2 separate regions of the Homo sapiens genome follow, and region 2 is linked to region 1. The links are chromatin contacts, found by Hi-C or POLR2A ChIA-PET in ENCODE. All regions are on one chromosome and are shown on one strand. Each heading gives the region's core, a stretch centred on a gene start or an enhancer-like site at or near the end of the contact. The rest is flanking DNA. Distances are from core to core; before and after follow the strand shown.

What was found. A loop is a pair of places that touch in the nucleus more often than their neighbours do. ChIA-PET counts read pairs that join two places held with the same protein, here RNA polymerase II (POLR2A). Pooled maps may share reads with other maps.
Region 2: a loop to region 1 is called in a map of endothelial cell of umbilical vein, with 7 times the contacts of the local background. The contact joins two enhancer-like sites. A Hi-C loop is called at or near these places in 1 of 168 maps with a recorded cell type or tissue (endothelial cell of umbilical vein) and 5 of 50 pooled maps. POLR2A ChIA-PET finds 5 or more read pairs at or near these places in 1 of 52 experiments (Caco-2).

What each region holds. Positions count from the first base shown.
Region 1 is chr20:51,628,689-51,636,161 of GRCh38, forward strand. It overlaps ATP9A (ATPase phospholipid transporting 9A (putative)), which reads right to left. Exons shown (of 28, transcript NM_006045.3): 16 at 292-384. Among named protein-coding and RNA genes, the nearest start is that of NFATC2, 90 kb to the left of the region's middle. RefSeq lists an enhancer at 2,186-3,385. Within about 2 kb of position 2,808, at least 27 of the 41 ENCODE cell types and tissues checked have a DNase peak (open chromatin) inside an H3K27ac peak, as active enhancers do; they include endothelial cell of umbilical vein, where a contact is called at or near this core.
Region 2 is chr20:52,026,079-52,033,198 of GRCh38, forward strand. No RefSeq gene overlaps it. Among named protein-coding and RNA genes, the nearest start is that of ZFP64, 160 kb to the right of the region's middle. Within about 2 kb of position 5,318, at least 6 of the 41 ENCODE cell types and tissues checked have a DNase peak (open chromatin) inside an H3K27ac peak, as active enhancers do; they include endothelial cell of umbilical vein, where a contact is called at or near this core.

The DNA of each region.
Region 1 (7,473 bases), core at 1,558-4,057:
AAATGGATCCTGCCCTGGTCAAGTCTTGAGATGAGACCACAGCCCCAGCCAACATCTGAATTACGGCCAGTGGGAGGCCCTGAAGCAGAGGATGCAGTTCAGCCACACCAGCATCCCTGACCCACAGAAACCATTATATATTAAATGGGTGCTGCTTTAAGCAGCTGCATTTCAGGGTGGTTTGTTACACAGCCACCGATAACAAATACAGAGACCCACCTTACCATGCAAGGGGCTGCCTCTGCAGAACATGCTTCCAAGGCCTGGTTTAACTTCCTGCATCACACTTACCTCTTCCTCCAACCAGTCATTGTACTGCACAATGCCAGCCATGACCACATCTGCTCCCTTCATGTAAAACGTAATTTCTCCAGTTGATTCATCCTAGAGAGGGAGGCCGGAAGGAATGAGAAACTGAAAGGAACACCCTCTTTCAGCGGCAAAGCCCGCTTCCCATGACAGACAGTGTACAAAGTGCACTTAACAGACACCAATGTTTTTTCAGTTGGCTGAAGATGAAAAGCGAGAAGGGGCCTCATTTAGGGGCAAAGGCTACAGAAAGTAAAAGGAAAACTCAAAGCACTTGGAAGATTTTCAATGATGAAAGAAAGATCAAATGGATTTAAGACCTTTGTTTTGAAAGTTATTACTATTTCAACTGGAATAGACTCACATGCTATGATTTTAGATTTACACTTGGGACTGCAGATATCATCAAACTGTGGTCCACTGAAAGAATAGGGAAGATAAGGACTAGAACAGGGAGTCTCAACCTCGTCACTGTGAACATTTGGGGCCAGATAACTCTTTGCTCTGCAGGGCCCCTCCTGTGCACTGTACAATGTTGAGCAGCATCCCTGGCCCCTACGCACTAGATGCCAGTCATACACCCTCCATGGTGACAACCAGAATGTCTCTAGACTTTAGCAAATGTCTCCTGGGGGCAAACTGACTGTCTCAGCTGAGAATAATTCCAGATCCCTAAGTCTAACTAAGGACTTGCCTAGAGATCCAATTACCCAGAGTTTCAGTTCACCCTAACCAGATTTTCTGGGTAGTGGGTAGCACCATGGCACAGGCATCAAATGCTTGGACCAAGTACCAGTTTCTAGTTGTGTGCAGCTGGACAAGCTACTCCTCTTCCCTAAACCTCAGTTTTCTCATCTGTAAAACAGGAATCAAGCATGTAGCACAGAGACTGACACATGGAAAGGACCCCTCAGTGGTATAACTGCTGCTGGGATGAGAGTGATTTCCCAAGTCCCCCAGCCATACTGTACGTAGAGAACAAGGCTCAGCCCAGTACTCTCAACAGGGCAATGTGGCCCTCCAGGAGACATGTGGCAATGTCTGGAGACACTCTAGGTGTCACAACGCAGGCAATGTCCTACTAGCATCTGACGGGTGGAGGCCAGGGGTGCTGCTCACCCTCCTACATCACACAGGACGCCCCCAACCACCACCAGGAACTCCTCCAGCCCTAAAAGTCAACAGTGCTGAGACTGAGAAGTCCTAGCTCTGAGGAATGACGGCGCAGCCACAGATCCTTCCCCCATTTTCCCCCAATGATTCGCGTCACTGGGAGGTGGGAGGCAGTAAAGATAAGCAAGAAAACTGAGCATGGCCATCAATACCTTGTGCCTAAATTTTGCTACTCCAGGAAGCCCAGAATAAATGCCCGGAAAGTCTTCATTGAATATGGAACCGTGGAGACAAAAGTGACTGCATCTCAAGCTGGGTGTGGTGGCTCACGCCTGTAGTCCCAACACTTTGGGAGGCTCAGGTAGGTAGATCACCTGAGGTCAGGAGTTCGAGACCAGCCTAGCCAACATGGTGAGACCCTGTCTCTACTAAAATTACAAAATTAGCTGGGCGTGGTGGTGCATGCCTGTAATCCCAGCTACTCAGGAGGCAAGGCTGGAGAATCACTTAAACCTGGGAGGCGGAGGTTGCAATGAGCTGAGATTGCACCATTGCTCTCCAACCTGGGCAACAAGAGCGAAACTCCATCTTAAAAAAAAAGTGACTGCATCTCAGGTGCAAATGCGCCATGCTGACTTCTGATTAGCCCAGTCCCATGAACACCCCCGATTCCTACTTAATTCACCGTCCTTCACATAAGAACATGTCAACCTTGATGTTATCGCACAAATTACAGGTGATGAAACATACAGCTTTCTTGCCTCTCCTGGAAGGTGCCCGTAATTGTCCTGCTGGGGCACGCGGACCCTTTCCCTGTGGTATAAGCCCTGGGTCTAGGGAGTAACAGTATGGACATCCACCTGTTTTCCTGCCGCCCAAAACTACACTTCTGTCTGTTCGGCTCCCCCAAAAACCACGCTTCTATCTGTAAGTTTCCCCCAATAAAACACCCTTTAACGACAAACTGGATTTGCCTGCCTTGTTCTTTGGTTTCAGGCTCCTTTGGAGGCCACTTTGTCTATGCAGCCCTTTCATGGAACAGAAATATCCAAAATCAGATTAGTGGTAGAGTTTCCTCTTTTAGAATAACTTTCAAATGCCCCTTAATCACCAACAATCTTTTAGAACAACATGCTGACTCATAAGAGCACCCCCAGGCCAAGACAGGCACCCACGTTTAAAAGCGTTCAACTGCACACTTTATCTCTGATAGACTGTGGCTATGCCTGCTCTTGACGCAGGCCAAAGAGAGCTGTGGGGTCTGCACATTAAAGAATCAGAGGTTTTATTTTTTCCTTCCCCCCGACAACCAAAGGGTGCTCAACAACATGTGGCTGTAGGAAATGATGCTCCCAGCCCAGCTTCCTCACTAAGAAAAGGGCTTGAGTGAGTTCAGAAGTTCTGTCCAATATAAATACCGCATCAACGATCCCCTCCCATGAGTCACTTCCTCCCACGGAGTTCATCACAAGTTTATTTCGTTCCCATATTATGGCAAGATTACGCCATAAATTTACAGAGATCGGCCGGCTGTGTGGCATTGTTTGGGGGCCTCATCTTTTCCCACCGTGGTCTGCATCTGGCACCTGCTCAAAGGCCTCTTTTAGTCCAGCAATGACAGCGCTACGATGATCTACAGCCACGATCCAAACCCGTGGCTCCACGTGGGAAGGGGGAGAAGGCACTGGAACATCTTGTACGCCACAAAAACAAAACAGGGACACAACCTTCCTGCAAAAAGACATCACACGAGTCCTTCTCCAACCTTGCCTGATTTCTTAAGAGACAGACATTCACACAAGGAAATGGCCTTGCTTTGTGGGTGCAAGAAGGTGCCATCTTGCACTGTGCGTGCACTCACACATGTTTAAAAAAGAGACAGGGGAGACCCAAACTGGGGCTGTCCACAGTCACTAAACCAAGTCAAGAGAATTTTTCTTTTTTTTCTTATTCTTTTTTCTTTTTCTTTATTTTTTTGAGACAGGGTCTTGCTGTGTTGCCCAGGCTAGAGCGCAATGGCACAATCACGACTCACTACAGCCTCGACCTCCTGGACTCGAGTGACCTCAACCTGGACCTCCTGACCTCAACCTTCCCAGTAGCTGGGACTACAGGTGTGCACCACCATGCCCAGCTAATTTTTTTGCTTTTAGTAGAGGTGGAGTCTGGCAATGATGCCCAGGCTGGACTGAAACTCGTTGGCTCAAGTGATCCTCCTGCCTTGGCCTCCCAAAGTATTACAGGCAGGAGCCACCGTACCAAGCCTAGGAGAAGTTTTATAACTGAACTAAAACTTCCTCACATCAGATAACTGGACAGTCATTTGCATAGAGCATTTGGGTTATATGAACACATCATAACAGGGTTTCTCAGGCCCTTCCTCAGGTGGGGGCTGTCCTGTGCATTGCAGGATGCTGAGCGGCATCCCTGCTCTCCACCTATGACATGCCAGTAGCACTCTCAGCCTCTGGTTGTGACAACCACAAATGTTGCCAGACATTCTCGAATGCCCCCAGGATGAGAACCATCACATTAGAGGAGTGTGGTGAGGTTTGTGCCAAGGGGAGAACTAGTCCAAAAGCCCCAGAGGCCCAGTTCCACCAACCCAACCAAAGATAAAGAGGTCAGAAAATGAGAAAAAAATAGCAAAATAATACTTATTTCATTAAAGACAACCTCACCAAGATGGACATTCACAGCACTATTTTTAGTAGTCAAAACCAAGAAAAAAGCGAGGCGCAGTGGCTCACACCTGTAATTCCAGCACTTTGGGGGGCCGAGGCTGGTGGATCACCTGAGGTCAGGAGTTCGAGACCAGCCTGCCCAACATGGTGAAACCCCGTCTCTACTAAAAAATGCAAAAATGAGCCAGGCGTGGTGGCAGGTGCCTGTAATCCCAGCTACTCAGGAGGCTGAGGCAGGAGAATCACTTGAACCCAGGAGGCGGAGGTTGCAGTGAGCTGAGATTGCACCACTGCACTCCAGCCTGGATGACAGAGTGAGACTCCATCTCAAAAAACAAAAACAAAACAAAACAAAAAAACTGAAATTGAGAAACAGCCTAAGCAGCCAAAAAATAAGTTAATGAATGAAATAGTGGCACATTCTTTCAACAGAACGCTGCACATGCGTTAAAAATCATTAAAATCAGATTTTAATAATACGAAAAAATTCTCATCGTATACATATAGTTCAATGAGGGAGGAAGTTTAGGAAGCCTTCTATGGAGTTCAGTGATAATTTTACAAAAATGTGTGTGGATATTTACACTCGGATATGCTTAGAAAAGAGACTGAAAGGAAATCCCTTGAAAAGGTAAAAGGTCTTTTGTTGGGTGAAAATGGAGATGAACTGGTCAGGCACGGTGGCTCACGCCTGTAATCCCAGTACTTAGGGAGGTTGAAGCGGGAGGACAGCTTGAGGCCAGAAGTTTGAGACCAGCCTGTGCAACACAGAGAGACTTTGGCTCTACAAAAAATTTAAAACTTAGCTGGGTGTGGCAGTGCATACCTGTAGTCCCAGCTACTTAAGAGGCAGAGGCAGGAGGATCCCTTGAGTCCAGCAGGTCAAGGCTGCAATGAGCCATGTTCATACCACTGCACTCCAGCCTAGGTAACAGAGTGAGACTCTGTCTTGAGAAAGAAAGAAAAGAAGAGAAAAGAAAAAAAGGGAGGGAGGCAAAAAAAAGAAAGAAAGAAAGGACAGAAGAAGGGAAAGAGGGAGAGGGAGAGAGACAGAAAGAGGGAAGGAAGGGAGGGAGAAAGGAAGGAAGGAAGGAAAAGAGGGAGGGAGGGAGGAAGAAAGGGAGGGAGGGAGAGAGAGAGGGAGGGCAGTTTTGATCCCCCTCTTTACCTGTAACTTTTTGTTCTAAATGCCTTAACTGTGAATGTTTTTTAATAACCTGGGAAGGGGGGCATGCCAGGTTAAAACAAAAATAGATCTGCCCATCTGACAGCATCACAGACTCTAAGCACAGAGTCCCTGTTCTTCCTGCTGGAAGACACACGAGCCACATCTCAAAAAAATATAACATGTCCTTCACAACTAGCTGAAGAGTGGCGTATGCCATTCACTTCTTCTAGGATGGCTGACATTAGGGACTGCTCAATGATAAGTCAACCCTCAAATGACCCTAGCAGAGCCCACAGCCCTACGTCTTGAACAACTTCAGACTGGAACAAAATTAAAGTAATTCGATAGGAGATAATGACACTCATTCCCCAGGAAACACCCCACCCACAGGATCTATGCTGCTGCTTCCAGACCACAGATGTTCTTGACATCAGATGCACACTCAAGATACGGTTTAGAAGCCAGGGATCCAGCCAGGTGTGGACCAGTGGGAAAAGCAGCAGCTGTGTGGGAGAGAAAGCTCCCTCTCCACCCAAGAGTTGCCAAGGACACAGGTCCTGCAGAGTCTGAAAGAACCTATTGGCCTCTGGACATAAAAATCCCCTAACATAGGGCCGAGCGTGGCGGCTCACTTCTGTATCCCAGCACTTTGGGAGGCCGAGGTGGGTGGATCACCTGAGGTCGGGAGTTCGAGACCAGCCTGGCCAACATGGAGAAACCCCATCTCTACTAAAAATACGAAATTAGCCGGGCATGGTAGCACATGCCTGTAATCCCAGCTACTCGGGAGGCTGGGGTAGGAGAATCGCTTGGACCCCGGAGGCGAAGGTTGCAGTGAGCTGAGATCACGCCATTGCACTCCAGTCTGGGAAACAAAAACAAAACTCCATCTCAAAAAAAAAAAAAATCCCCTAACGTGTGATGTTTCAAAGCATATTCATGGTGTGCGTCTCTGGTTCCTCAATACAAGTGCTCAGTGCCACCTCCATCTCCTCCTGGGCAGGAAGTCTTCAAAGTGGCTCGCAATGCCCCCCACCTCCTGGTACTCATGCTGTGTGTCAGCCACCCCCCTGGAGTGGAGCTGGGCCTAGTGACTTGCTTCTGATAACAGCATGAGGCTGACGTGAGGGGAGGTCACCTCTGACAGTGGGTGACAGAAGACTGTGACTGCCATCTCATTCACTCTCACCTGCTCACTCTGAACAGGTAGCTGACAGGGGAGCTGACTACAGGGAGGCCCTCGTGGGAAGGCACTGAGGGTGGCCTCTGGCCAACAGCCAGGAAAGAACTAAGGCCCTCAGTCCAACAACCCACCCAGAGCCAAACTCTGCCAACAACACTGACGTCTGTATGTGGGTCCTACCACCATAGAATCTTAGACCCCTTGAGCCCAGGCTGTGAGAGACCCTGAGCCAGAGGACCCAGCCAAGCCTGCCACAGAAATTGTCCTGGCCACAAAAACCATCAGATAGCAAATAGAAAACAGAGCCCCCAGTTAGGTGTGGTGGCTCATGCCTGTAATCCCAGCACTTTGGGAGGTCGAGATGGGAGGATCATTTGAGCCCAGGAGTTTGAGATCAGCCTGGGCAATATGGTGAGACCCTATCTTCACTAAACGATAAGAATTAGCAGAGCATGGTGGTGTGCACCTGTAGTCCCAGCTACTTGGGAGGCTGAGGCAGGAAGGTTGCTTGAGCCTGGGAGGTCGAGGCTGCAGTGAGCCATGATTATGCCACCGCACTCCACCCTAGGCAACAGAGCAAGATGGACGGAAGGAAGGAAGGAAGGAAAAAGAGAAGAGAAAAGAAAAGAGAAAAGGAAGGAAACAGAGGAGGGGAGGAGGAAGGAAGGAAGGAAGGAAGGGAGGGAGGGAGGGAGGGAAAAAGGAAGGAAGGAGGAAGGGAGGGAGGGAGGGAGGAGGGGAGGGGAGGGGAGAGGACAGGAGGAACTTCCTTACTCCAGGGAAATACATTTTCTGGAGTAAGGGAATGCATTTCCCTGTAAGAAAGACACCAATGGATGTCTAAGACCATGAATAATACTGACCCCATATACACTATGTTTTTTCCTACACATACATACCTATGATAAAGTTTAATTTATGAATTAGGCACAGTAAGAAATTAACAACAATAACTTATAACAAAATAGAACACATAATATGCTGTAATAAAAGTAAATAAGACTTGCTTGAACGCA
Region 2 (7,120 bases), core at 4,068-6,567, 400 kb after region 1:
TGAGGAAAGAGTTAAAAATTATCTTGCTTGTCTGACTTAGACATTGCTGGACGAGGCCAGAAACTTTTCTCCCCCCAGAAAATGTTATAAGTAAACACTGTATGTAATAGATCTGTACTCTCTAATTGTAAGCCCTGGACAGCACTGGAAGGTTACAGGAGACACAGGCACAGACAATATAGAGGGCTGGAAGTGAAAGAGGTTTCTTTTCTCTTCTTTTATCATAGGTTTGTTTTTATTTAAATTTGGAGAATATTTAAAGCAACTGAAAAGTACAGAATAAAGTATAACAAACACTTACAGCTTCACTACTTAAGATTACTAAATATAACCATTGTGTTGTAGCATCTTATATACTATTTTTTTAAATTTTATTTATTTATCTTTTTGAGACGGAGTCTCACTCTGTCACCCAGGCTGAAGTGCAACGGCATGATCTTGGCTCACCGCAACCTCCACCTTTCGGGTTCAAGCAATTCTCCTGCCTCAGCCTCCAGAGTAGCTGGGATTACAGGTGCCCACCACCATGCCCGGCTAATTTTTGTATTTTTAGTAGAGATGGGGTTTCACCATATTGACCAGGGTGGTCTTGAACTCCTGACCTTGTGATCCATCTGCCTTGACCTCCCAAAGTGCTGGGATTACAGGTGTGAGCCACCACGCCTGGCTGATACTATTTTAATTAAAAATAAGACAGTACTGATAAAGTTGAGCCCACTGGACCTCAATGCCTCCCCAGGAGCTATGGCTATCATGAAACTGATGTTTCCTTCCAGCCCATGTTAATCAGTTTAGTAATAAATGTATGTGTCCATGTCTATGTGTGTATATGTATTTACCTGTATCTTTAAATGCTATAAGGTATTCTTAATTTATATACATAGTTTCTTCTTTTATTCATCCTTTTGTTTTTAAGATGTAACATGTTGGCCAGGAGCCACTGCGCTCAGCCCCATCTGCTATATTTAAAATAATTATCTGCCTTTACCAGATGACAGATGAATGGATTTAAAAAATGTGGTATATACATACAATAAAATATTATTCAGCCTTAAAAAAGAAGGAAATAGGCCGGGTGCAGTGGCTCATGCCTGTAATCCCAGAACTTTGGGAGGCCGAGGCTGGCAAATACCTGAGGTCAGGAGTTTAAGACCAGCCTGGCCAACATGGTGAAATCCTGCCTCTCTAAAAATACAAAAATTAGCCAGGCGTGCTGGTGGGTGCTTGTAATCCCAGCTACTCTGGAGGCTGAGGCAGAAGAATCGCTTGAACCCAAGAGGTGGATGTTGCAGTGAGCTGAGACTGCACCACTGCACTTCAACCTGGGCAACAGAGCAAGACTCTGCCTCAAAAAAAACACAAAAAACAAAATACAAAACAAAAAAAGATATGACGTGTTGACACATATGATTCTTTTCAATTGCAGTGATGATCCTTTTGGGAACAGATCACAGTCTATTACCCTTCCCCTGCCTGGTGGATATTTAGGCTGTTGGCAATATTTTGCCATTCCAGCCATGCCGTGAGCTTCCTTATGACCTTGGGACATTCCTGAGGGTGTGTTCCTAGGTTCTACGTCATGGACATGTTACTTTCCTCTTGATACGGTACTCTCCAAGCTATCACAGAGAAATTTATCCTGGTCTTGCATCCCTCTTACCAACTGGGGACTAACAAGTATGGTCAATCCGAGCTCTTCACCCAGCCTGTGGATCCAAGGAGATGCAAGGTGTTGGCAGCCCATCCCTGCCGCTCCTCCCTGTCTGGGTGCCCTGCAGCTCCTGGCCACCCTTTGCTCCTGGCATATGCCAAGCTCTTCCCAGCTTCCAGAGCTTGCTCTAGTTGTTCTTGGGCCTCTGATGTCCTTCCCCAGACTTCTGCTGTCCATCAGGTCGCCACATGGCCCAGGTGGTGACTCCACACTTGAGATGTGACTGGTGCATGGGAGGAACTGGATTTTTATTTTTTATTTTTTTTTGAGGCAGAGTCTCGCTCTCTCCCCCAGAATGCAGTGGCACTATCTTGGCTCATTGCAACCTCCGCCTCCCGGGTTCAAGCGATTCTCCTGCCTCAGCCTCCTTGAGTAGCTGGGATTACCGGCACATGCCACCACGCTCGGCTAATTTTTGTATTTTTAGTAGAGATGGGGTTTCCCCATGTTGGCCAGGCTGGTCTTGAACTCCTGATCTCAGATAATCCACCTGCCTCGGCCTCCCAAAGTTCTGGGATTACAGGCCTGAACCACCTTGCCCTGCCAGAACTGGATTTTTCATTTTACTTAATCTGCATTAAAACTTCAAAACTGATAAATTCACTCAGTAGTTAGAAAACATCTAATAACTTCACTCAGTAATTAGAAAACATCTAACAACTTCACTCAGTTATTAGAAAACTTTTAAGTATCTTTAGTACAACTGGGATATAGGAATCTACCTTTGTGACTGTCAACTGTATGAAACCTGAATTCAGATCAAGTACTTCTAGTGAGAATTTACAGTCTAGATTGAGGTGTGTTGTTGGTGTAAAATACACACGATTGTGAAGACTTGGTATGAAAAGAAGAATGTAAAATATTTCATTTACTTTTTTTTTTTTTTGAGACGGAGTCTCGCTCTTTCACCCAGGCTGGAGTGCAGTGGCGGGATCTCGGCTCACTGCAAGCTCCGCCTCTCGGGTTCACGCCATTCTCCTGTCTCAGCCTCCCGAGTAGCTGGGACTACAGGCGCCCGCCACCGAACCCGGCTAATTTTTTGTATTTTTAGTAGAGATGGGGTTTCACCGTGTTAGCCAGGATGGTCTTGATCTCCTGACCTCGTGATCCGCCCACCTCGGCCTCCCAAAGTGCTGGGATTACAGGCTTGAGCCACCGCGCCTGGCCTTTCATCTACTTTTTAAAAAACATTTTTGAAAATCATTTTGAAATGACAATATTTTGGAAAAAAATAGATTAAATAAAAATAAAAGATATTATTAAAATTATTTTACTTGGTTTTTTCCTTTTTATTTATTTATTTAGAGACAGGGTCTCACTGCATTTCATAGGCTGGCCTCAAACTCCTGGGCTCAACTTGTGTTCTCACATCAATGTCCCGAGTAGCTGGGACTATAGGTGTGTGCCACCATGCCTGGCTTGTTGTACCTGTTTTTTCTGTGTTCTTTTTAAAAATCTTTTAAAACTGGCTATGAGAAAATTTAACACTACATATGAGTTGAATATAATAAAATGTATTATTAAATAAACAAATAAGCAAAATTAAAAATTTAAAATAAATAAAAATGATGACAATGCAAATAAATATATTATTAAAATCAAACAAAATGTATTAAAATTGGCCAGGCACGGTGGCTTATGCCTGTAATCCCAGCACTTTGGGAGGCTGAGGCAGGTGGATCACCTGATGTCAGGAGTTTGAGACCATCCTGGCCAACATGGTGAAACCCTATCTACTGAAAATACAAAAATTAGCTGGGCATGGTGGTGCATGCCTGTAATCCCAGCTACGTGGGAGGCTGAGGCAGGAGAATCGCTTGAACCTGGGAGGCAGAGGTTGCAGTGAGCCGAGACCATGCCATTGCATGCCAGCCTGGGTGACAAGACTGAAACTCTGTCTCAAAAAAAAGAAGAAAAAATAAAAAATAAAAATAAAAATAAAATATATTAAAATTGTTTCTACCCATTTCTTCTTTCTTCCTCCTCCGTCTCCCCCTCCTCCCCCTCCTCCTCCTTTTCCTCCTCCTCCTTCTTCTTTTCTTCTTCATATTATTATAAGACTGGGTCTCATTATGTTGCCCAGGGTAGATTCAAACTCCTAGGCTCAAGCCATCCTCCTACCTCATCCTCCTGAGAAACTCTGAGACTACAGGCTCACACCACTGCATACGGCTCACCCATTTCTTTTTACCCTTTTAAAATATAGCTACTAGAAAATATAATAGTACATATGGATCTAAATATAATAAAATAGGCCAGGCACAGTGGCTCATGCCTATAGTCCTAGCTACTCAGGAGGCTGAGGCAAGAGGACTGCTTGGGCCCAGGAGTTCGAGGTGGAAATGAGATATGAATGTGCCACTGCACTCCAGCCTGGGTGACAGAACAAGACACTGTCTCAGAAATATATATCTAGTATTATTAAATAAGTAACAAAATAAAAATATATATAATAAATTATAATAGAAATAAACTAAAAATATAAAATATATTAAATTATTTCCATACATTTCCTTTTACTTTTTAAAATCTGGCTACTAGAAAATTTTAGCATTACAGACATGGCTCACATTACTTCTTTTTTTTTTTTTTTTTTGAGACAGAGTCTCACTCTGCCACCCAGGCTGGTACAGTACATTTGGGGCAAGCGTAGCTCACTGCAACCTCTATCTCCTGGGCTCAGCCTCCTGAGTAGCTGGGACTACAGGTGTGCACCACCACACCTGGCTAATTTTTGTATTTTTTTGTAGAGACAGGGTCTCACTATGTTGCCCATGCTGGTCTCAAATCCCTGGATTCAAGCAATCCACCTGCCTCTGCCTCCCAAAATGTTGGGATTACAGGCATGAGCCACCGCGCCCGGCTGCACGTTACATGTCTAATGGGAGCGCTAGCCACATCTTCCTGAGTTGTTCTCCTTCTTCTCATTCAGATCTTTACTTTGTCATCACCTCCCCAGTGGGGTCTTTCCTAACCATGCAGAATCTATGCACTTAGCCCCTGTCCCACTGTCCTGTCCCATTGCTTATTACCACCTGCCATTTTGGGGTTCTTTGTTGTTCGTCTCTCCACTAGAACATAAGCACTTTCTCAATGAAGTGTCTGCTCTCTTGTTCACGCAGCCTGCTAAGTGTTAGAACAGTGTCAGCCTCCTGGTTTTCACTCATAAATATTCGTTGCATCAACTCATCCTGATCATTTCTTATGAAAATTTTCAAGAATTATACAAAACAAACTATAAGTGTACACATACAGCCAATTCAAGGTCTCAGGACTATTTAACTTGAAATTCAACATTGAGAGACAGCATCCTTTTCTACTTTGGATTCCACAGAATTTGATCTAATTATGTTTAATTTGCCACCCAGCCTCCCTGAAAAGTGGATGCACAGGATGGGATGGAAGAAAAGAAAGATACAGTTTGGATTTATGTAGGAAGCATGTTTGCCTGCAGCTTGATAAAAGATCATGGCCTGAACCAAAAAAAAAAAAAAAAAAAAAAATCAATCAATCATTCCTTTCTTGATGGCCATTTTAAATATTTAGCTGAAATTGTCCTCATCTGGGTGTCAGCTGTTTTCTCTGCAAACACCCATCACCCTTGTGGTCACACACAATGCTGGGATGGCGGGGGGAGCCCCAGCTGCAGGACACCTCTTGTGTTTTCAATTTAAAGCCTCTGGGTTGATAGTTCACATTAACATGGAAAGAAATATACAACTTACGAGTTGGGAAAGCAGTTTTTACTCATAAAACCCTTTGATAGTTTAGCCATCTGGTCAGAGTGAAGGCCCCCATAAAAGAGACCCAAATAAGGTTAAAGGGCACAGTCTCTGAGGGTCAAGGAAGCCTACCAGAGTTTGCTCTAGTGGACTCTGCTAAAAGGATGCCTGACAAATTATTGTGCATTCCATAGCTTTTTGCGTAAGTATTTGATTACAGTGGACAGGAATGTTGTTGATATTTTCAACCTTGAGTTGGGGAGGAGGGGAGGCCGGACCTCTGCTTTTCAGACGCTCATAGTCCCTGCCCGTGTGGGGAGACGTGCTCTAAGCATTTTATCAAATGGTGTTTGTTCTGCTCTGGGCTCTATCTGTTCATTCGAAGTCTCTTGGCTTTGGCAATGGTGTGAAGAGATAGTTTCCTCTGTCTTGCGGAGAAAAAAAAACACACAAAAAACCACGTTGCATTTCTCTGACTCGCCAGGAAAGCCCCTCTGCTGTTTTTCTTGCTGTTTAGCAATAAAATCGGAAAGGAGACCACAATACTTGGAGCTCTGTGCTATTTCCGGTGTGAATGTCAACAGAACTCAGCATATTTATGGCTTTATTTCTCAGAGGGGATCACAGACAGAAGGGAATCTGAAGTGACTAAGCGCCACGTTCTTTGGCGGCCTGGACAAAAGCAGAGGAAATCACTTGATTTTATGGAGTCTTTGATAACACAAGTACAGTAAGTAAATGGCAGGTCTTTGAGCAGCTCTAGTACACATCTTAGATTTCTACAAAGTTCCAAGAAGGCAGCTCTTTCACTTGAAATTCAGAAGAATGAAGACATGATCTGAACACACTTCTTGGCGTGGCTTCGGAAGATGTTGTTTGTTATGCCTTAAGGAGAGGGACTGTTTCATTCTGGTAAAAGACACCATACCTGTGAAGGCTTTGTAGCTCTTTTTGCATAAGACTTTGTTGTAGGCCAGGCATGGTGGCTCACACCTGTAATCCCAGCACTTTGGGACGCTGAGGCAGGCGGATCACTTGAGGTCAGGAGTTTGAGACCAGCCTGGCCAACATGGTGAAACCTTGTCTCTACTAAAAATACAAAAACAAGCCCGGTGTGGTGGTGCACGCCTGTAATTCCAGCTACTCGGGAGGTTGAGGCAGCAGAATTGCTTGAACCCGGGAGGTGGAGGTTGCAGTGAGCTGAGATTGTACCACTCCACTCCAGCCTGGGTGACAGAGAGAGACTCTGTCTCAAAAAAAAAAAAAGAGAGAGAGAGAATATGATATTGGTTGCAGTGGCAGCTGTCCTGGGACAATGAAGTAAGACATCAGTGAAGTGCTGAGGAAGGTCATGTGGAGGATAGGACGTGCCCCTGTCCTGGATGACACTGTTGAATCTTTTGGAGATGCAAGATTTTTGTTTTCTGAGACAATTAAACGTCTTTGTCCAAGCCATATTGTGTTACCTTTGTGCACAAATGCATCCTACATGACATATCACATTACAGAAAATATCAGAGGCTAGTAGGTTTTAGAAGTTATAGGATTGGGAAAGTAGTTTTTTACTTTTACCAAATTAAACAAATTAATGCTTGAGAAAATGCTTTGCAAAATGCAAACCTATAGAATCTATGCATACACTATCCATTCCATCAGTCAACAAAAAGTTATTGAGCCCCAAATCAGT